Regions from separate parts of the Homo sapiens genome. Here region 1 is linked to region 2. Evidence: chromatin loops called from intact Hi-C (ENCODE). Cell type or tissue: IMR-90. All regions are shown on one strand. Links, peaks and the distances in the headings refer to the core of each region. The heading gives the core; the rest is flanking DNA.

Region 1 (10,363 bases), core at 2,100-7,099, 94 kb before region 2:
ATTTTTGTTAGAGATGGGGTCTTGCCCTGTTGCCTAGGCTGGAGTACAGTGGCACAATCATAGCTCACTGTGGCCTTGAACTCCTGGACTCAAGGGATCCTCCTGAATACCCAGGACCACAGGTGCACACCACTATGCCCAGCTAATTTTATTTCTTGTTTTTTGTAGAGATGAGGTCTTGCTATATTGCCCAGGCTGATCTTGAACTCCTGGCCTCAAGCCGTCCTTCTGCCTCCACCTCCCAAAATGTTGAGATTACAATCTTGAGCAACCACACTTAACTTAGTTTCTGCTTCTTTGAATGGTCAAGGCAAGAGCAACATGGTAGCTCGCCTGATGGAGTCACCCTGGGAGTGTGTGCAATACGTGAATGAAGACATTCACAAGTGCCCTGAGTGTTTATGCTGCAGGGGTTCTGGGTTGAGGGAACACCACAAGGTTGGCTGAAATGGGTCCTTGGGAGGAGTGCCTGCCAGGAGAGGCATCCCCAGTCCCGAGACTGGGCCCACCCACAGCTTTGTGAGGAGCCACGGAAGGACCAAGTTCAGATGAGCTTGATGTATCCCCCAAACTCCCACCTATCTATCCGCTTTCCACCTTAGTTGTTGGGCTCCCATGAGGTCCTAGAACACACCAGGTGCTCTTCTGGCCTGTGCCTTTGTACCTGTTCTTGTCCTGCATCTTTGTATTGCAAGCCCTTCTCCTCCTCCAGTGTGTCAGCATGAACATTATCCCCTCTCAAAGGCTTTCTCTGACCCTGCTCTCTAAAGCAGGGCCCTTTTGACCCATAGTCTCAAGCACTCTGTTGTGAGGTGGTCCTTATTTGGGTTAGTTTGTGTACCTGCTTATTGGCTGTGTCTCTCTAGAGGGTAAGCTTACTGCAGGCAGGATCTGCCACATTTAGGGCTGCTGTATTTGGTGCCTAGCACAGTGCCTGGCACATAGCTGGTGCTCGGTAATCATCTGTTGATGAGATGAATGACCGAGACAGGATACAGACCAAATGCTGGCTCATGAGGCCCTGGAGAGAGGCAGAGCCTCCTGGAGGCCTGGGTTCTGGACCCCACCACCCACTTATTTTAGCTGCCTTCTTCCTGACTCAGATTTAGTTTCTCTAACAGGAAGAGTTCAGATGCTTGTGTCAGAACGTGTGTTGTGACTTTGTGATTTTGGCATGTTACATGCAGGTTAAGAAAGCTGGACCCTGAGGAGGAAGATGATTCCTTTAATAACTATGAAGTCCAGTCAGAAGCCAAACTGGAAAGCTTCCCAAGCATTGGGCCTCAAAGGCTGTCATTTGACTCAGCCACATTCATGGAATCTGGTAGGAATCGAGCAGTGTGACCATTCACTTTGGGAATTCTTCTTCCCACTATCCTATAACCTGCTTATGTTTTGTTCTGGGAGAATGGTTCTGGGGTGTTTTTTAGTGTGGCCAAGAGTCTGCCTGGATTAGTCTTGGACCTAAGCCCTGTGGTCAGCTTGGAGGTCTTCTGAAATGTCCAGGCTCATACTTGCTATGCTTTCTTATGGCCAAATTCAGAGACTTCGCTTTGCAAATTGAATCTATATAAGCACACCTGTTGAGTGTGTATCAGTGTATAACTGTTGAGTGAGATTAGTGCACATGGCAGCACTTGGAGGTCTGCCCTTTTGATGTCCACCTTAGATACGGAGATTCAGAGAGGCTCAATCATAGCTGCTGAGGGTTGGAGCCAGGCATTGAACCCAGTAGCCTGATCTCAGCACCACAACGTGGTATCATGTCCACCTGGATCAGATGGTAGAGGGAGGGAACAGTCTTTACTGTCCCAAAGTAAATAGGAGACCCTGGCATGGAAGGTACTCTTTATTCAAGTCAGGTTGTTCTTGCTCCCCGGGCAGAAAAGCAGGACGTGCATGAGTTCCTGCTGGAGAACCTAACCAACGGGGGCATCCTGGAGCTGATGATGCGCTACCTGAAAGCCATGGGCCACAAGTTCTTGGTAAGGTGGCCTCCAGGCTTGGCGGAGGTCGTGCTCAGCGTCTACCACAGCTGGAGGAGGCACAGCACCAGCCTGCCCAACCCGCTGCTGAGGGACTGCAGCAACAAGCACATCAAGGTTAGGGGGAGCCTCTCAAGGGCTGGTATTGAACTGGGACCAGGGCATGGGGACAGGGATCTTGCATGGGTGTGGGGCTGCTGTTGTGTTTGGCTGCATCTACTTGTGGGCCTGGAACCTGGTTTTTTTGTGGGTGTCGAAGCAGGAAGTCACTGAACCTAGTTTGTGCCTAGAAAGCTCCCTGATGGCTGAGTGGAGGATACACTTAGGGGTGAGAGTGGGCTCACGGGGCTATCAGGAGGCTGCTGCCATGCCAGGGGAGCAGTGGCTGAGATCCAGTGGTAATAGTGGGGTGCTGGTTTGTGGTTGCAGAGCTGATAGGTTGAACTAGACATGGGATGTGTGAGGGAATGAGAGTCATGGGGAGGGCTTCTCGGGTTGTTTACTGAGTCACAGGAAGCCTTGCCAGGAGAAGCTGGAGGAAAGGGAAACATTTGGTTTGTTTGAGTTGGCAAGGACTGTGACTGAGGCTTTTGTTGTTGTTGTTTGAGACAGGGTCTTGCTCTGTTGCCTAGGCTGGAGTGCAGTGGTGCAGTCACGGCTCACTGCAGCTTCAACCTCCTGGGCTCGGGTAGTCCTCCCACCTCAGCCTTCAAAGTAGCTGGAACCACAGCCGTACACCACCACACCCGGTTATAGTCCCAGCTACTCAGGAGGCTGAGGCAGGAGAATGGTGTGAACCCGGGAGGCGGAGCTTGCAGTGAGCCGAGATGGCGCCACCGCACTCCAGCCTAGGCGACAAGGCGAGACTCTTGTCTCAAAAAAAAAAAATTTGTTTTGTTTTGTAGAGATGGGGGTCTCCTTTTGTTACGATGTTAGGATGTGGTCTTGCCATGTTGCCATGTTGCCCAGACTGGTCTGGAACTCCTGGGCTCAAGTGATCCTGATGCCTTGGCATCCCAAAGCACTGGGATGACAGGCGGGAGCCACCATGCCTGGCCTATGACTATTTTTAACAGATGATAAAACAGCAGAAGCTAAATAGCGTGCTTAGAGAAGCTTTGGGGGCCACCAGCAGTAGGGGGCTGAGCCTCACTGAGCCTTGTCTTCCTGCTGCATTCCACACCCCAGCCTCCTCCACTTGGTGCCTCCTGGAGCTCAAGGGAACACAAGGTGCTCTGGCCCCTTACTCCTGTTGGAGGTGGGACACTGAATGCTGAAGCAGGAGCACCAGGAACATTCAGGGATGCCTGGTGGTCTTTCTGACTTGAGAGCACAGGAGGTAGAAGAGCTTGTAGGTCAGTCATCCCTTGGTGGGCACCCTCCACTGAGTTACCTCAGGGCAACCTCCTGGCAGCTTCTGCCCACCAGGCCATGCTCCCCTGGGGCAGTTGTGAAACAGCAGGAGGAACCAGGGCTTTGATCCCCAGGCAAAGCAGGCTGATGATCACCTTCCAGCTGTGCCCAATGGGCAAGTGCCTTCTCATCACTGAGCCTCAGCTTCCTCAAGTGCCCTGGGAATGGTATACCAGCTGCCCAGAACTTTTAAGGGTTGAGTTCTATAATTTGGATGCAGTGTCCGTCCCAGCACTTGGCAGGTGACAGGGCTGCCTCTTCAACAGGACAAGAACTCTGAAGACCGGTCTCCTGGCCTCTCCCAAGTCTTGTCCCAACATACATCCATGTGGCTCTTTTTATGTTCTGGCGAGTAGCCACTGATTATCACTTATGAAATGGCAAGTGGATAGAAAGAATTATATTTTTATCAAAAAGTATAGTTTTGTTTCCTTCCACAGCCCCCTACCCCCCACACTGTGAAGAGGCTTTGTGATACTGTTCTTGACCTTCCTGTGTCTGTCCTGCAGGACATGATGCTGATGTCTCTCTCCTGCATGGAACTCCAGCTGGACCAGTGGCTGCTGACCAAAGGCAGAAGCTCTGCAGGTAGGAGGCATTATGTGTTCTGTGGCCAGGCTAATATCTGAACCCCCAGCAGCTGGGAGAAAGCTGAGGCGGGAGACTGAGTCATGGAATTTAGCCTTATATCTACAGTAGGCACATTTTTTGGGTTGGCTTGTCAGGGTCCCAGGGAAATCTCCTGGATACTCAAGAAGTGGTTAGCAGTAGCTGAGCCCCCAGAGGGAGCCACCTCCCTGCTTTGCTGTTACACAAGATTGAAGGAAGTGGGATCTCAGTTTTGGTGTGACTGTTCAATGCAGTGCTTTATGTATTATGTAGCTTCAGTAATTTTTCTGGTGATACGGATTTTTTTTTTTTTTTTTTTTTTTTTTGGTAAGACAGCGTCTTGCTCTGTCACCCAGGCTGGAGTGCAGTGGCATGATCTTGGCTCACTGCAACCTCTGCCTCCCAGGCTCAAGTGATTCTCCCATATCAGCCTCCCGAGGAGCTGGGACTACAGGCGTGTGCCACCATGCCTGGCTAATTTTTGTATTTTTTGGCAGAGATGGGGTTTCACCATGTTAGCCAGGCTGGTCTTGAATTCCTGACCTCTAGTAATCCGCCCACCTCAGCCTCCCAAAGTGCTGGGATTACAGGCATGAGCCACTGGGCCCAGCTTCATTCTGACTTTTAAACTACCACCTGGTGGAATGTAGATATACTCAATGCTGTCTGTAAAATTGCTTCCCCTTGCCCTTGCCCCTGACTCTCGGCAGGGGGCAGGGTCTCTGCATATCTTTGTCTTAACTGGTCCAACCTCTCTGATGCCTGCCACTCAGGGAGCTGTAGGGCTCTGAGGGGCTTAGGGTGCCCCTGGAGATAGGGTGGGTGTGGTTAGGGCCAAGTGCAACTTCTGAGAAGCAGAAGGGCATTAGAATGCTACACATGAAGTTGACTCGTTGGCCTGATGGTTTTTAGTGTCTCCTCGGAACTGCCCTGCTGGTATGGTGAATGGCAGATTTGGACCTGACTTCCCAGGGACCCACTGCCTGGGTGACCTCCTACAGCTGTCATTTGCCTCGTCCCAGCGCGACCTGTTCGAGGATGGTTGGCTGGAGTTTGTGGTCCGTGTTTACTGGCTGAAGGCTCGCTTCCTGGCGCTGCAGGTTAGTTCCATGGTCAGCTGCTTGGGGAGCATGCCCTGACACCCAGCAGGGTGGGCAGAAAATTGACCATGTTGAGGGTGTGTGTGTGTATGTGTGTGTGTGTGTGTGTGTGCATGCATGTGTACATGCATAGCACCTGCCCGGGCACTGGGCTTGGCATGAGAAAGTGTGACACAGTGGGGAATTCTCAGCATCTCAGACTTCCAAGCATGATACCAATCTGTAAAGCTCTTTAGCATAACCACAGAGCTCTGGAAGGCATTTGCTCTGCCTCTACCTCCCCCACTCAAGATTGCCTTGGCATCTTGACTCTTTGCTTATGTTTTCCTGAGAGAGCCCGAGCAAGTGAATAAACAGATACAGAGCTTTCTAGGAGGGAATTATTCACCTGTTTTATGAGAGTTCTGGGAAAGCTTCCCTTCAGAGCCTGGTCTGGAAGGCCAGGATGGATTGGCTGTTACCTAGCACCTTGCACATGGTGGTACTGGTACACTGTGGTAGAATGAGTCAAGAGATTGCTAGGGCCCTGTCAGCAACCATTTAGTCTAAAGAAAGCAACACTGTTTGATGTGAAGAACATTAGTTCTGGAATTAGGACAGGCCTGGCTTCTAATTCTGGCTTTGCTCAAGTGTCCTCAGTGTTTTCATCTGCAACATGGGGTTTATGATATCTCCCCTCGCAGAGTTGACATGGACTGTTCATTTAGTCAACAAGTATTTATTGAGCCCAAGCTACATGCCAGGCCTTTCTTAGGGGGGTACAGTGTAATTGGTAAAAAACCCACCCTCATGGCCTCCACAGTCTAGTGAGATAAGTGGTGTAAAGCATCTGGCACATCATAGTCAGTCTTCTGCTTTGGTTCCCTGACCTGTTTTCCGTCTAACCAGGGAGACATGGAGCAGGCCCTGGAGAACTATGACATCTGCACAGAAATGCTCCAGAGTTCCACCGCCATCCAGGTGGAGGCAGGGGCTGAACGAAGAGACATTGTCATCCGGCTGCCCAACCTCCATAATGACTCTGTGGTTTCCCTGGAGGAGGTAAGTGAGAATTTTCGTTTGTTTGTTTGTTTCCTGAGATGGAGTTTCACTTTTGTCGCCTAGGCTGGAGTGTAATAGTGCAATCTCGGCTCACTGCAACCTACACCTCTGGGGTTCAAGGGATTCTCCTGCCTCAGCCTCCTGAGTAGCTGGGATTACGGGTGCCCGCCGCCATGCCTGGCTAATTTTTTGTATCTTTAGTAGAGACGGGGTTTCACCATGTTGGCCAGGCTGGTCTTGAACTCCTGACATCAGGTGATCCACCTGTCTTGGCCTCTCGCAGTGCTGGGATTACAGGTGTGAGCCACTGTGCCCAGCTGAAAGGTTTTTTTTTTTTTTTTTTTTTTTATTGATCATTCTTGGGTGTTTCTCGCAGAGGGGGATTTGGCAGGGTCATAGGACAATAGTGGAGGGAAGGTCAGCAGATAAACAAGTGAACAAAGGTCTCTGGTTTTCCTAGGCAGAGGACCCTGCGGCCTTCCGCAGTGTTTGTGTCCCTGGGTACTTGAGATTAGGGAGTGGTGATGACTCTTAACGAGCATGCTGCCTTCAAGCATCTGTTTGACAAAGCACATCTTTCACCGCCCTTAATCCATTTAACCCTGAGTGGACACAGCACATGTTTCAGAGAGCACAGGGTTGGGGGTAAGGTCATAGATCAACAGGATCCCAAGGCAGAAGAATTTTTCTTAGTACAGAACAAAATGAAAAGTCTCCCATGTCTACTTCTTTCTACACAGACACAGCAACCATCCGATTTCTCAATCTTTTCCCCACCTTTCCCCCTTTTCTATTCCACGAAACTGCCATTGTCATCATGGCCCGTTCTCAATGAGCTGTTGGGTACACCTCCCAGAGGGGGTGGTGGCCGGGCAGAGGGGCTCCTCACTTCCCAGTAGGGGCGGCCGGGCAGAGGCGCCCCTCACCTCCCAGACGGGGCGGCTGGCCGGGCGGGGGCTGACCCCCCACCTCCCTCCCGGACGGGGTGGCTGCCGGGCGGAGACGCTCCTCACTTCCCAGACGGGGCGGCTGCCGGTTGGAGGGGCTCCTCACTTCTCAGACGGGGCGGCTGCCAGGCGGAGGGTCTCCTCACTTCTCAGACGGGGCGGCCGGGCAGAGACGCTCCTCACCTCCCAGACGGGGTCGCGGCCGGGCAGAGGCGCTCCTCACATCTCAGATAATGGGCAGCCGGGCAGAGACACTCCTCACATCCCAGATGGGGCGGCGGGGCAGAGGCGCTCCCCACATCTCAGACGATGGGCGGCCGGGCAGAGACGCTCCTTACTTCCTAGATGGGATGGTGTCCGGGCAGAGACGCTCCTCACTTTCCAGACTGGGCAGCCAGGCAGAGGGGCTCCTCACATCCCAGACGATGGCGGCCAGGCAGAGACGCTCCTCACTTCCCAGACGGGGTGGCGGCCGGGCAGAGGCTGCAATCTCGGCACTTTGGGAGGCCAAGGCAGGCGGCTGGGAGGTGGAGGTTGTAGCAAGCCGAGATCACGCCATTGCACTCTAGCCTGGGCACCATTGAGCACTGAGTGAACGAGACTCCGTCTGCAATCCCGGCACCTCGGGAGGCCGAGGCTGGCGGATCACTCGCGATTAGGAGCTGGAGACCAGCCCGGCCAACACAGCGAAACCCCGTCTCCACCGAAAAAATATGAAAACCAGTCAGGCGTGGCGGCGCACGCCTGCAATCGCAGGCACTCGGCAGGCTGAGGCAGGAGAATCAGGCAGGGAGGTTGCAGTGAGCCGAGATGGCAGCAGTACAGTCCAGCTTCGGCTTGGCATCAGAGGGAGACCGTGGAAAGAGAGGGAGAGAGAGACCATGGAAAGAGATGGAGAGGGAGACCGTAGGGAGAGGGAGAGGGAGTGAAAGGTTTTAAATGGTATTTTTTAGTCAAAGGTTTCTTGTGATTTGGCATAGTTAGCCCAGGGTTGACCTGTTTCTGAGGAACAAGAGAGCTTCCCATATGCTGAGTGGGGCCTCTGTTGGGAAGACAGGAGAGGCCTGGGAAAGGCTGCTGTAGTACACTGGGACACTGCAGATCCTTGGTGGAAAGCAGGTGTGGGAGCTCTCACCAGCACTATTTAGAAGCAGTCATTGCTCTGCTCTCCTGGCTATGTGTGGCAGCCACCCCAGTGGAACTGGAAGGAAATATCAGCTGGAGCAGACCAGTATTGGGCTGGCCATGGGGTTGAGTCAGCAGTGTGTGGCCTATATGCCAAGTTCCACCCAGGTGCCACTTTATTCATTGTGCAGCTCCAGACCCTGCTGCAGTTCTGCATCTGTGACATGTCCACACTGGCTGAAAGTGGCCTTCAGACTCTCCTAGAGTTATTTCAGGGACAAGTACAAGTACAGAGCTGTCTACATGCCAGGGCTTCGTCAGGTCCTGCATGTAGCGTATGACAACCTCTGGTCCAGGCTTGCTGAGTCTCTGACAACCCGATGTTCCGCAGTTCTGCAAGACTGGTTCGCCGAACTGTGACCACAAGGCTGTCCAGCTATCTTGGTGGATGCTTTCCTGGAACTCCTCTGCTTCTGAGTAGTTTTTGGTTTTTGATGTGCTTGTTTTTTAAAGAATTGGATGCCTAGCCATTAATAGAAATACTTTTAACACATACGTTTAGTGTAAACACTGATGTATGAAGGAGGAATCTAATTTTTTTTGGGCTGGAACATAGTCTAATTTTTATTCTCCTCATCCAAGTCTGATAAAAACAAACACTGGCCAGATTTGGTGGGGCAGGGGCTGAGGGGTTTACCCTCATACAGCATTGCCGGGCCTTTTTCAGATTGATAAGAACCTGAAGTCGCTGGAGCGGTGCCAGTCCCTGGAGGAGATTCAGCGGCTGTATGAAGCAGGCGACTACAAGGCTGTTGTGCATCTGCTCCGCCCCACTTTGTGCACCAGTGGGTTTGACCGGGCCAAACACCTGGAGTTTATGACTTCCATTCCTGAGAGGCCAGCCCAGCTGCTTCTTCTGCAGGTGTGTGCTGCCAGTGTCCCTCACACCCACTTGCACCTTCTCTCCTTGCTTGTTTGTGTTTATTCTCTGGAGGTTCTGCGGTAGTTCTTAAGAATGTATAGCTAGAAGAGAGTGGATGTCAAAACCACTAAGCCCCCAGGAAGATGTTAGTCAGAAGATATGGTCAAGACTAATGGAAAGTTAGAACCAAGGAGTGCAGGTTCTAGGGTTCTGCGTGGCTCAGGGTGAACCCCACACTTGACTCAGAACTTCTGTGTGGCAGAGGAGGAAGGAAGAATGGTCAGGTCATCATCTGTCCATCCACTTGTTTATTCATCCATCTTGTTTTGTATTGCTTTTTAAGGTAAATATAAAAGTGGCTAAAATATCTGTACAGTGGAAAGAATCAAGATAAAATAAAGACCAATGTGTTGAAGAAAAATAACACTAGCCTTATGTTTGAAACCTCGTGTGCCCTCCTGAATCCTTCTGTGCTTCTGTTCCTCAGGAGGTAAACTCTTACCAAGAGCCTGCCAGGGAACTGGCAGCTGCTGGGTGCTGGGCAGTTATTCAACCTCTCTGAGCTCAGTTCCTCATTTCTAGGATAGGGATGACCAATGTCCTTAGCTCAGAGTCCTGTTGTAGGGATTACACAAGGTAATGTGTGTTGGCACCATGCCTGGCACTAGCAGGTGCTGTGGAGGTACTGCTGTCATCGTTGCCACCATCCTCAGGAGGGTTGAGTTGGCACCGAGATAAACATGGAAGATAATACGCAAAATATGCTTAGTGGCATTGAGTCCTGGTCCCTTATGCTTCATCCTACTAATCACATTGTGTTTTGTATCTATGGGGTACTTCCCTTTCAATTTGGAAAGAGAGTCCAGTCTTCTCCCAGGCTTTTTGCACAGATTGCACGAAGCATTTTAATCATTAACATTGTTGAACTGGGAAATAGTTAAGAGGTGCGACTATGGGAACAAATGGAAGCACCTCAGTCATGGGGAAAGGGTAAGAAAGAGTTGGTTTGGGGAAGCAGGAGGGAGAAGGGGGTGGAGGGAAGGAGGCTCCAGCTCCTGGCAGAGGAGGTCAGTCAGGCCCAAGCCAAGATCAGCGGATGAGATGTGTGTGACCTGTTACCTGGCAGGCTGCAAGGTGGCCCAGCATGGCTATGTGTGGGAGGGACAGCCAGCATACCAGGAAGGGTGCTGGGTGGGAGAAAGGGGAGAGAGGCCAGTGGTC
Region 2 (10,363 bases), core at 3,515-8,514:
GACTCTGTAGGGCAAGCATGGGCAAGTTTGTTCCCTTTCTGAGGCAACACAGGGGATTGAAGGATTTCTCCCTAGAGCTGTCATGAGGCAGTAAGAGGTAGTGGGATGTGAGCCTACTTGGGAACCCGAACGCCCTTGGAGGTACCAGCTCTGCCTAGGACCTCACCTCTGGCTCGTGGTCAGGCTAACCCATGCTACCAGAGTGCCTGTTCCCGCTACCTGTTCAGCTTGGCCCCCTCCCTGCACAAAGGGGGTCTATCTGACAAAGATCCTGTGCAGGCCGTCCAGGGAGGACACCTGGCACAGACCATGGCAACTGCCACCATTCATGGCCTGAAACCACAGTTTGGTTCCAAGGAATTCTCCCTGCCCCCATTGCTTCCCCATGACCTTCCCTACCTTGCAGCCTAGCCAGAGGAGCCAGATCCCCACAAGCCCACAAAAGCCATTTTTTAGGGACCAGGGGTCAGAAGATGGATCGACTGCCCTACTTTTCTCCATGTGAATGTCAGATGTGGCTTTTCTAAGATCCGGGCTCCCCTCCTGAGATGAAACAGAAGCAGCTCAGCAGTCTTCCAAAGAGTGGGCTATTCTAGAAGCCTGGGCAGCAAGGTGGGGGTGGGGCTCAGAGGGGCCCAGTATAAGCATCCTATTGCCTCAGGGAGGCTCTTGATTCCATCAGATCACACTTCAGGCCTCAGCTCACACCAAGAGGCCTTGGAGCCTGCTGGCCAGTCTTCTCTGCCCAATCTGTTCCCCAGATTCCCTGCAACCCCTCTCTCTCCACAAAGGTCCTCACCCAGATATGGTACCCACTGCCACACGCACCCCCTTTGCATGCACTGCCTACCCACCTCTTGCCCTCCTCATTCTCCTGTCTGTCCTAGGCCCCTGCCATCCTCACCTTCCTCCAGTGGCCCATCCTTCCTCCACTCAGTCCTCCAGGCTGTGGCTGGGTCACTGCCCATCCACAAGAGCCCTGGTATTGGTGACTAAGATCCCAGTTCTGCCTCCTGGTGATGGAGAACTGTGGGGACAGCCATCTTGGGGCATCTTTTCCCCTTCAGTAGGGCACTGGTAGCAACAACAGCCCTGTGCACACCAGGTGCCGCATGTGCCGTCCCCGTGGATGTGCACGTGATCCAGGCACAGCTGTCCACTGAGATGGAGGCAGCCCCAGACTGAGGGACAGGGATCCTTGAGTCGATCCCTGCTGTGGCTGACCCAGGAAGGTCATTTCTGTCTTCCTCATCTCTGCGTCCTCACTCATGGCTCACACAGAGCATTTGGACTCAGTGACATCTAAAGTTCAGCACAGGCTGGACAATTTCTGAGTAGCAGAAGCTCTAGCCTGCAAGAATCAAGTGGAGCTGTGGGCATCTGGACAGGATGGTTTTTGGGGGTCTGTGGGTCTAGGGAGGAGAAACGCACTTCACTCTGTCTCGACCGTTGGGGAAAGGAGAGGAAACTGGCTGACTCGGAACTGTAAGGCTCAGCAGTCTCTGCTGTCACACTCTAGGTAGAAAAATTGCCAGACACAGGTCACACAGAGCCAGTGTCCCACAGCAGGGAGGCAGGTAAGCAGCAGCAAGGCCTTGTGCCTCCAAACCAACTGGAAGCTTCAAAGCTCCCAGGCTGAGAACGGGGACTGTTAACACTGAGGAACATTCTTGCCACGGCAAGAAAGGAGCCAGGGCCAGGCACGGTGGCTCACGCCTGTAATCCCAGCACTTTGGGAGGCTGAGGCAGGTGGATCATTTGAGATTAGGAGTTTGAGACCAGCCTGGCTAACATGGTGAGACCCCATCTCTACTAAAAATATAAAAATTAGCTGGGCGTGGTGGTGTGTGCCTGTAATCCCAGCAACTTGGGCGGCTGAGGCAGGAGAATTGCTTGAACCCACGAGACAGAGGTTGCAGTGAGCCAAGATTGCACCACTGCACTCCAGCTTGGGCGACAGAGCAGAGAAAAAAAAAGAAAGGAGCCAGGAGAAATCTACAGGTCTGCACCCACTCAGGCCTTGGAAGGGATGGCTATAGGGTGCCACTGGGGCTATGAGGTCCCCTGGGCAGCTCAGCCGACAGCACCTTTGGCAGCAGCCTAGCTCTGGGATCTGGGCCTTGGATTTGCAGGACCAGAAGCCCACCACCACTGGGGTGGGGGGTGTGAAGGTACTTACTTGGACCAGCCACGTGAGCCAAAGGCCAAGCATATATTTCCAAGGAGGGTGTGACCACTTAAGCAGGCTCCTGCTGGCCTGTGGGTGAGCATGGCTGGGGTGGCCTGGTCTCCTGGGCTCCTTAGGTTGGCAGAGAGCTGCAACTTCATAGGCCTTCAGGAGTGGCCCTGAGGTGGGTAAGCAGTTCTCTCTCTGGGGCAGTGGTCAGAGGCTTGTGTCCTGGACATCCAGGTGCTTTGTGGGTAATTAGGTCCCACAGGGTTTTCCTGCATAGGGTGCTGACAGTGCCAGTAAGCGCAGCTCTTTGAGCCCAGAGAATCCTCAAGGATCAGGGCAGGCAGTCTCACCAGCCTCTGATTGTCATAGCACTATCACATGACGCTCCAGGGACCTCTTGGTATGTACACAAGCACTTCCTGGGGGGTTGGGGGGTGACAGGGTAAGGCTCAGCTTAGTGAGGAACCTCCATGCTCAGGGCCTGAGTGTTTTTACCTGTCAGACATGGCAGTATCCATCTGATGGGGCTTTGGAGAGGGCTGGCACAGATACAGGCACAGAGTGCAGGACATCGTGTGGTGCTGGGAGGGGGACCAAGGAAGCTGGAACCCACAAGGCCTCGGAGCCCAGCTGGGAGCAACATTCTCCCAGGGAAGTCTCCCCAGAGGCTTTACTCAGCAGAGGCTTAGCACAGAAGCCCTGAGCTCCCCTCTTCCACCACAGGACTCCCTCCTGCTGTGATAGCCAGGCACTGGGACCCCAAGCTGCCCAGCCCATTCTGAGCCTCAGTGTGTTCATCTGTGCTGGTAGGTGGAGTGGTGCCTGCAGATCCCTTCTTTGGCAATGTGTCTGAGAGAGCACCTATCCACTCTACTCTTTCTGTGGGAAGGCATGCGCGCTGGGGAGAGCTAGGTGCTGCCCGTGATGGACCTGGAGGCCTCTGGGATGCAGGGGACTAGTTTCCAGAGAGCCACACACTCACCACAGACAACACACAGTTTCTTCCTGGCCTGGGTGTGATGAGCAGATGTTCTCAGCTTCCTTTGGTCCAACTTGATCTTACAGGAAGTAGATAAGGTATGAAGTAAGGTCATGAGCTGTGCAAGGTGTGAGTGTCGCTTTGGTCCTCGTGTCTGCTACAGCCCTGTGGACAGCCGGGAAGAGTGGCCCAACTAGCTCTGGAGCTAGTCGGGCCTTGGGGACAGGTCCCAGCCATAGTGGCCTTATTGCTGTGTGACTGCACCAGTGTCCAGTGTTTCTGAACCTGTCCCTATGTGTGTCTGTCAAATGACTATATGAATGTAGGTAGATGGCAAGGGGCTGTTGTGGCTTGAGCAACATGCAGATTTAGAACTCCTTGCTTAAGACCCTGACCATGGTGAGGAGCCCCTTGTCCTCACACAGCCTTGAGGTAGCTTGTGCTCATTGTGACTCCCCTGCAAGTGAATGATCTCTAGGTAACCCAGCCTCCTTCTTCTGTGTCCCCAGCAGCAAGTCCAGTGCCTGGCAGGGAGCAGTATCCCTCGAGGAGATCCTGAGGCACTGCCTCTTGAGTTCCTCCTGGAGGGAAGGAAGGAGGGCAGAGAGTGTGACATTACCCAGGCTGAAGGGGCAGGTTGGACCTGGGGCTGATTTGGACTAGGGGTACCTGGAAGGGGCACAGAGTAAGCCTTGGACCGCTGGCTCCAGGAACCAGCCCAGGGGTAGGCCAGGTGGAAACCAGCCAGCTCAGAGAGGAGATGTCACTAGGACAGGTGTCACCAGGATAGGGGCTAAATGGGTCTGAGGCCCCTGGGTGTCTGTGGAGGGAGGAACGGCGCTATGTGATAAGAGAGAAGCTCGCTATGTGATAAGAGAGAAGCTCATGGGGGCAAAGGGTTGGGGGTGGGTAAGCCAGGGCTTGGGGCAGCATCTCTCTCACCTAGCCCGTGCAGGTTGGCCCATCCCTGCCTTTCCTTGGCCTCCCCTCAGCTGGAGTGGGAGGAGCAGCCAGGAGTTGGTAGACTGTCCCAGTGCAGCCTACCTTCATGGGAAATCAGGAAGATGCTGTGTGCACACTGGAGCTGTGAGTACCAGGGGCATTGGCCAGACGCTGTGAGTGAGGCCCTCCCCTCCTGAGCCTGTTTCTCATCTGTAGCAGGGTACAGTACCCGCTTCCAGGCCGGAGAGCGACCCTCCCTGAGCTCTGCAAAGCTGCTCATGTCCTGGGGATGGGGTACTGTTGCTGTTCTTGGAATACTGAAACTGGGGGAAGGGGTGTCCTGAGAGCTGCCTACTACTCCCAACCCTACCCCTCAAACCCAGTGCTTTCTCTGTGGGCCTCACAGCCTAGCTGGAAGATGAGGCCCCTTCCAGCTGTAAAACCCACTTACCATGGCATCTCTTTTTTGCCCTCCGCCCTGAGGACATTACTCCAGCGGTCTTCACTGCAGCCCCCCTGCCCAACTGTAACAGCAAGGACAGCTCGGCTGTGGCCAGTCGTTTCCCCCACACACCTACACTTCTGCCTGCCACAGGGCACTACTGGCACAACTCCAGGGGGCGCCATTCACATAGGCACCGCCTGCAGAGGGGGGATATAACCCTCACACACAGTTGGCCAATGCCATCCCGGCCTGCCGCACTCCTGGCCACCCCTACACCATGCTCTCTGGGGCCCCACAGCTTCCTGCAGTGAGAGCTGCACCCACTTTGCCCGGCAGCGGTCCACAGCCCGCCACCAGCGGCCAGTCCAGGGAACCGGAGAGGATTGGCCGGCAAAAGTCAGTTGCGCTCCTGGGCCCGCTTCCAGTAGAGTGCCGGCGCCCCGTCCGGCCGCGCCTGCCCCGCCCCGGCCCGCCGCGAGCGAGAGAGCGAACGAGCCTCCGCGGCCATGGCCCGGCGCTCGCCCTAGCTCCACTGCACAGATGCCACGGCGGAGCCGGCGGGTAGGAACTTGGCGGGGGCGGGGGCCGGGACTGGGGCCGGGACTGGGGCCGGGGCTGGGGCTGCGCAACCGCTTCGCCTCCGCTGCCCGTCTGGGTCTCCACTTTGCTGGCGCTTTTGCTCAATCGTCCCCTGGTGGGCTCTGGCGGCCGCCCCCCGCCTCGGCGCACCAGGCGCAGCAGGAAGCCCGTGGGCTGTGGTTTCCCCGGCGCCCCCGCGGAGGAAATCGGCCGGCGGCGGGGTGCTGCGCCCCCATGCCCAGGGCGGGCTGGCACCCGGTTCAGCGTCAGGTGGGCGGCCAAGCCGGCTTGGGCGGCGGCGCGCGGGGGCGGCAGGCGCTGGTGAAGCCCGCACACGCGCCAGCGCATCCAGCCCTACCAAGCCCCGGGCTGGGAGCTGGCTCGTGGGGGCGTGCGCTGCGCGAAAGCGAAAGCCGCCCGCCAGAGCAACTTTGCGGCGGAAGGCGCCGACGAGGAGCTGTGCCGTGCCGCTCTTGGGGATGGTGAGCTGGCCGCCCGGCCGGGTGGGCAGCGCGTCCGGGCGCGGTGCTTCGCTAGCTATAAATAGGTGCTGTGCGGGGACAGGAAGATGGTTCCAGCCCTTTACAAGCACCGGCCCGTTATGTGCGCTGGGCTAGGACCTTGCCCCGCAGCGGAGTGGGAGGAGTGAGGTTAGGGGTAACGGTTGCATGGGATGGGGGGTGGGCACATAGAGCCTACAGCAGAGTTGGCGGCGGGGCTCTCCCATGCACTTGGTTGTTTGTCGTTTCTGCTTTTCCCGGGAGGGGGAAGGGAGGAACAGCCCGGCAGTTCTGGGGACCTTAGCGCTCCACGTCTTATTTGGCAGGAGAGGCTGGAAACGAGCGGGCGCCAGCTGCAGGCAAATTGCAGGCTTTCCCAGCCCTTGTCTGCAGAGAGAATCATTACCTGTGGATGGCGCGGGGAATCCCTTGCCCTCAGTAGCCCCGCCTGGAGAGACAGGACCGCGTTGTGGGGGGTGGGGTGTAGGAGTGGGCGGAGGCCAGGGCGCCCCTGGTGGCCTGTGTACAACCCTGCGGCCAGAGAGGCCCGCCCTGATAGGTTTGTGGTAGAAGCTGCAGGAACTTCCTGTCCCTAGGGGTGTTCAACCTGGCCTGCTTCTGGGGCCCCTTTCCTCCCAACCTTAGGGGAGGAACAGGACTGCGGGAGGGGCCAGACCCTCAGCTCCTCAGGGCATCAGGAAGATAGGGAGCTGCTGGTCTGGAAACTCAGTCCTGCCTCTAAAGGCTTCGGGACTCCTGAGTAGGGAGGCTCCAGAAGGGGCAATCTGGGCCAGGGCTCGGAGGGGTGCTGCCCAGCCGGCCTGGCTCTGTCTGTGATGCTCATCTTCCTTAGGGACAAGCCGGGTAGAGTGCAAAGAGCATGATAGGCTTAGTTCAGCTGTAGTCTTGGCTCCCTGCAGGCTGGCTGCCCTGGAACAAGTCTCTCCCCCAGCAAGGTGTAAGTGAAATCATGTGTTAAAGGAGCTGGGCAGGCAGCCTGTGAAGACGGTTGGCCCCAGGAGATGAAGTTTGCCCTACACGCCCCACGCCATCCCCTCCTTTTCCTCCAAGCTGTTTCGCCGCTTTGGTGACTTGTGTGGGTTTGTGGGTAACAGGGGTCTCCCCAGGACTGTAGAGGATTTTGGTATTTTCCCCACAGCTGCTCCTGACCTCAGGGCCAGATTCCATCCCCTTCCTGGCTCCGCTTGAGGTGCTTAAGAATAGGCTGGAACCAGGAGGAAGTTTTTATGCTTTTCTGGGGGGGCGGGGAGGCCCCTAATCTCCTCTCCCAGCAGCCCTCTCTGCTGAGAGGCTCCATCGCTCTCTAGCTGCAGCCACCCACTCAGCAGCTGGCCCTCAGCTCAATGCAGTCTGCTCCTACACCCTGTGCCCACTGCTCTTGGGAATGGGATGCCAACAGGCTCCCCGCCCTCGCCTGTTCCGAGCACTGAGTCACCACGACACCCGTGCCACGGGGGATGCTGGAGGAATCCCTCCACCAGGGGAACGGGCTCTCCCTTGGTTGCTCACAGTGTCGTGTTTTCTGTGAACAGAGCTGGCAGAGCTGAGCTCCTCCAGGAAGCCTTGCCCACCCATCTTACCACGGGCATACAGGGCTGGCTTGGGGCTAGGAGGGCCCAGGAAGACAGAACACTCACCCACTGTGTCAGCTCAGGCACCCAGGACCTGCTTCCTGGAGACCAGCCTGCTGCTGCGTGCCCACTCTCGTGGTCCCCTCTGGGTGATCTATCTTGAAGAGAGGGAGAAAAGCTTTGTGGAGAAGTATGTTCAGCCCAGCATTCTTCATCAGAATCCTTAAGTCCCAGAGCCAGATGCTCACCAGTAGCCCACTTCACTGTGCAGTGAAGGGCTCTGTGGTCATTTTGAATGATGTTTTTGGTGATGTGGGAAAATACATGTACTGTATTTGCTGAGTTAAAAGTCAGGATTAAAATTACCCACTTTCCGCTCAGGACGCTGCGGGTGATGGGGAAGACTCTGAGGGAGTCACTGCTATACCCCTGACTCGGCTGCCCATTTCCTCATCTGCTTGGCCGACGCTTCTTCTCTGGCACCAGCTGCATCCTGGTTTTTTTCTGGCTTTCTTCAAAAACCCCCCACATCCCTTGCTCTCCTAGCCCATTACTTCTTGTTCCAGCTTCTCTCCTGTCCCCTCACCCTGGATCACTGGGAAGTTGGGCTTCCCCAGCATCCTTGAAAGGGATTTATCTGTGGCATAAACTCTCCAATGCCTACTCAGGGGTAGCCTGGATGTGGCGCTAGGAACATGAGGGAGGACAAGACACTTTTCCAGCCCTCTTGGGAATCAGAGTCACCTTAGGGCTACACCAAGGGCAAAGGGATGTGGAGGCCAGGATTTGTGGGTTTTACCTGGAATACTACTTTTCTGGGCAGTCTGCAGGCAGGACCCAGGGGCCCCTGTCTGTCCTGACTCTCTCTGCCTGTGGGCTTCTCTTCCCCCCAGGGGCTTCAGGAGTTCTCTGAGATTTCATCTTGGCTCACAGATCTTGAGTCTCCCAGGAGGCCAGGCTCTGCTCAAAGGCCTTGAGGTATAGGTGTGAGCCAGAGAGATGCAGCCCTCCTGCCTGCACCACCCATCTGCTCCACCCTGGGGAGCCCAGAGTCCAGGGGACTGTGGCAGGGCAGCTATTCCCGTTCAAGACTCAGGCCCTTGAAACTGGCTGCTGACGTCAGAAGCTGGGGGCAACCCTGCAGGCAGTGCCTGACCAGGCCGGGCCAAGCCCAAGAAGGCCCCTAGCAGACTCAGGCTAGTTTGGATTGGACAACCTGGGTGAGCTGGAGAGGAAAGAGACTGCTGTGTGAAGTAGATGACCACCTGCCCAGCTGCCTGCTTGCTCCCTTGTCAGGCCAGGTGCCCTGGGTCTCCCAGGTGGCTCCTGGCACCTCATGGCCTGTTCCTTCCTCAGCACCCCTGTGCAGCGCCCAGGCAGCTCCTTCACAGCCATTCTGTCTACTCCCAAGTATGGTTCCTCCCTCTTCTGCCCTCTTGCTTGAGCCTCACGTGGCATCCCAGCTGGGCATGGCCCTGGGAATGACAGAATGGGGCAGGGGGTTGCATCTGAATCCTGTGGGTGTGGCAGCAGGGGACAGCTGGAAAAGGCCAGCAGAGAGCTTGCTTAGAGGCCATTTCCTGCAACATTGCCCAAGGGACTTAATTATGACACCCTGAGGCACCCATGGTGCTGGTGGAAGACACTGGCCACCTGCCAGCCACCCCGTCCACAGGCAGGCATTCCAGTGGCAGCCTGCCCCTGCAATGGGCCTTTGCAAGTCTTAAGAGGCACCTTTTCAAAACCGAGGTGAACTGGCATCACTGCATTCTCCATGCTTCCATTTCTACATCTGTAAAACAGGGAGGCTGCCAATTTCTTGTTCCTCTGAGTGTTAAGCAGGGGTGTAGGAAGAGACTTGAGGTGGGCGAGTCTGGCCCCTGGGTCCTGTCCCACTTTGCATCACTAGGCAGCCTTGGCAGGTCACCTGAACTCAGTTTCCCTCTCTGGAAAATGAGGGGTGAGTTGATTACATACTCAGGTTGTCCCTCCCAGTGTAGACATAGGATGAATCTCTATGTCCCTACTCAGCCCACACCTGACCCTCGTCCACTCTGTGACAAGCTCGTGCCTTGGGTCTGAGTACTGTTCTGACTGGCCTGCTCCTCTTGCTTACCCTTCTTTCTTGCCTTGGAATTTCCAGGGGCACTTGATTTCCTGAAGAGCCTTTGCCTGTGCCCTAGAAGTGGAGGAAGCTCTAGAAGGAGTCATGACTGAAAGGTGGGGTCCGCCAAGGTGACAGATAGAGCTGGGAACCCTCAGCTCAGGGAGCCTCAGAACAGCCTTGGGCTGTGCCACTAAAAATGGCCCAAGCAGTGACCCAGCAGCCAGCAGTGGGGTTTACAATGAGAATCAGAACAGTGTTTGAATTTGTGGCATCAGGCTGTCGAGCCCCGGGTTGGCCCTGGCTGAGTGAAAGGCTGTGTCTGGCAGAAAAGAGAGCCCCTGCCCCTCCAGGAGTAAGCTCCCCTGAGACCACAGTGTGCTGGAGACAGCATGAGCCATGAGCCATGGGCCTGGGCATGGCCTTGGCCTGTTGGCCGGGAATAGCAGTGTTCTATAACTTCAGGGACACTTGTCACCTCGAAGTGGTGCCACCTGCCAAGACTGCACAGCCCTCCTGCCCCCAGGCACTTCACCCTGCTTCCCAGCCCCCTCATAAATGGACAGGGCAAGAGCACAGGCTGGCCCGGCAGCATCCTACCACCTCCACTTAACCAGCTCTCAGTTCCCCCAGGAAAGTCTTCGTGGGTTCCCAAATCATAGCAGTCATGCCCTCCCTCTGTGGACCCCTAGGCTCACTCTACCATGGGACTCAGTGTTTGAGGCTCTGTTTCCTCAAGAGCAGAGGGAAGACCACCAAAGTCTTAAGGCTGTAGGCAGGGTTTGGTAACTTGTATCAGGCACTCAGCTTAGAGTCTGGGGCTTCATAAATTATTCAGATTGTTAAAATCTCTCTCTGTGACCTCATCTGCCAGTGAGGAGCCTAGAGCCGTTCTGAAGGGTTGGGGGATTGACTGAGATGCCTGGAAAGAGATGCTTGGCATGGAGGGGAAGCCTCAAGCACAATCTCAGTGTCTTTAAGTCCTCTGAGGCTATTGGTGTGCACCCCCAGCTGCCCTCAACTCTATAAGCAAGCATTATCCCAGC

Evidence for each region. Peaks named below come from ENCODE experiments on the same cell type or tissue, not always from the same donor. Only the 100,000 strongest peaks of a DNase experiment are listed, where the experiment ranks them.
Region 1: it touches region 2 in a loop (3-fold over the local background); 4 of 110 quality-filtered maps call a loop at or near these places.

The regions. Positions count from the first base shown.
Region 1 is chr22:24,058,040-24,068,402 of GRCh38, forward strand. CABIN1 (calcineurin binding protein 1) reads left to right here. Exons shown (of 37, transcript NM_012295.4): 11 at 1,188-1,324; 12 at 1,885-2,102; 13 at 3,908-3,986; 14 at 4,920-5,107; 15 at 5,996-6,148; 16 at 8,948-9,142. Among named protein-coding and RNA genes, the nearest start is that of CABIN1, 52 kb to the left of the region's middle. In IMR-90, for the core only: a CTCF peak has its summit at 4,176 (motif pointing right); a DNase peak (open chromatin) is centred at 2,502; H3K27ac peaks cover 1,018 bases.
Region 2 is chr22:24,150,974-24,161,336 of GRCh38, forward strand. The region is part of intron 29 of CABIN1 (calcineurin binding protein 1); the gene reads left to right. Among named protein-coding and RNA genes, the nearest start is that of SUSD2, 25 kb to the right of the region's middle. RefSeq lists a silencer at 4,875-5,464 and enhancers at 5,645-5,714, 6,643-7,076. In IMR-90, for the core only: CTCF peaks have their summits at 4,755 (motif pointing right) and 6,140; DNase peaks (open chromatin) are centred at 4,948 and 6,128; H3K4me3 peaks cover 1,889 bases; H3K27ac peaks cover 2,545 bases.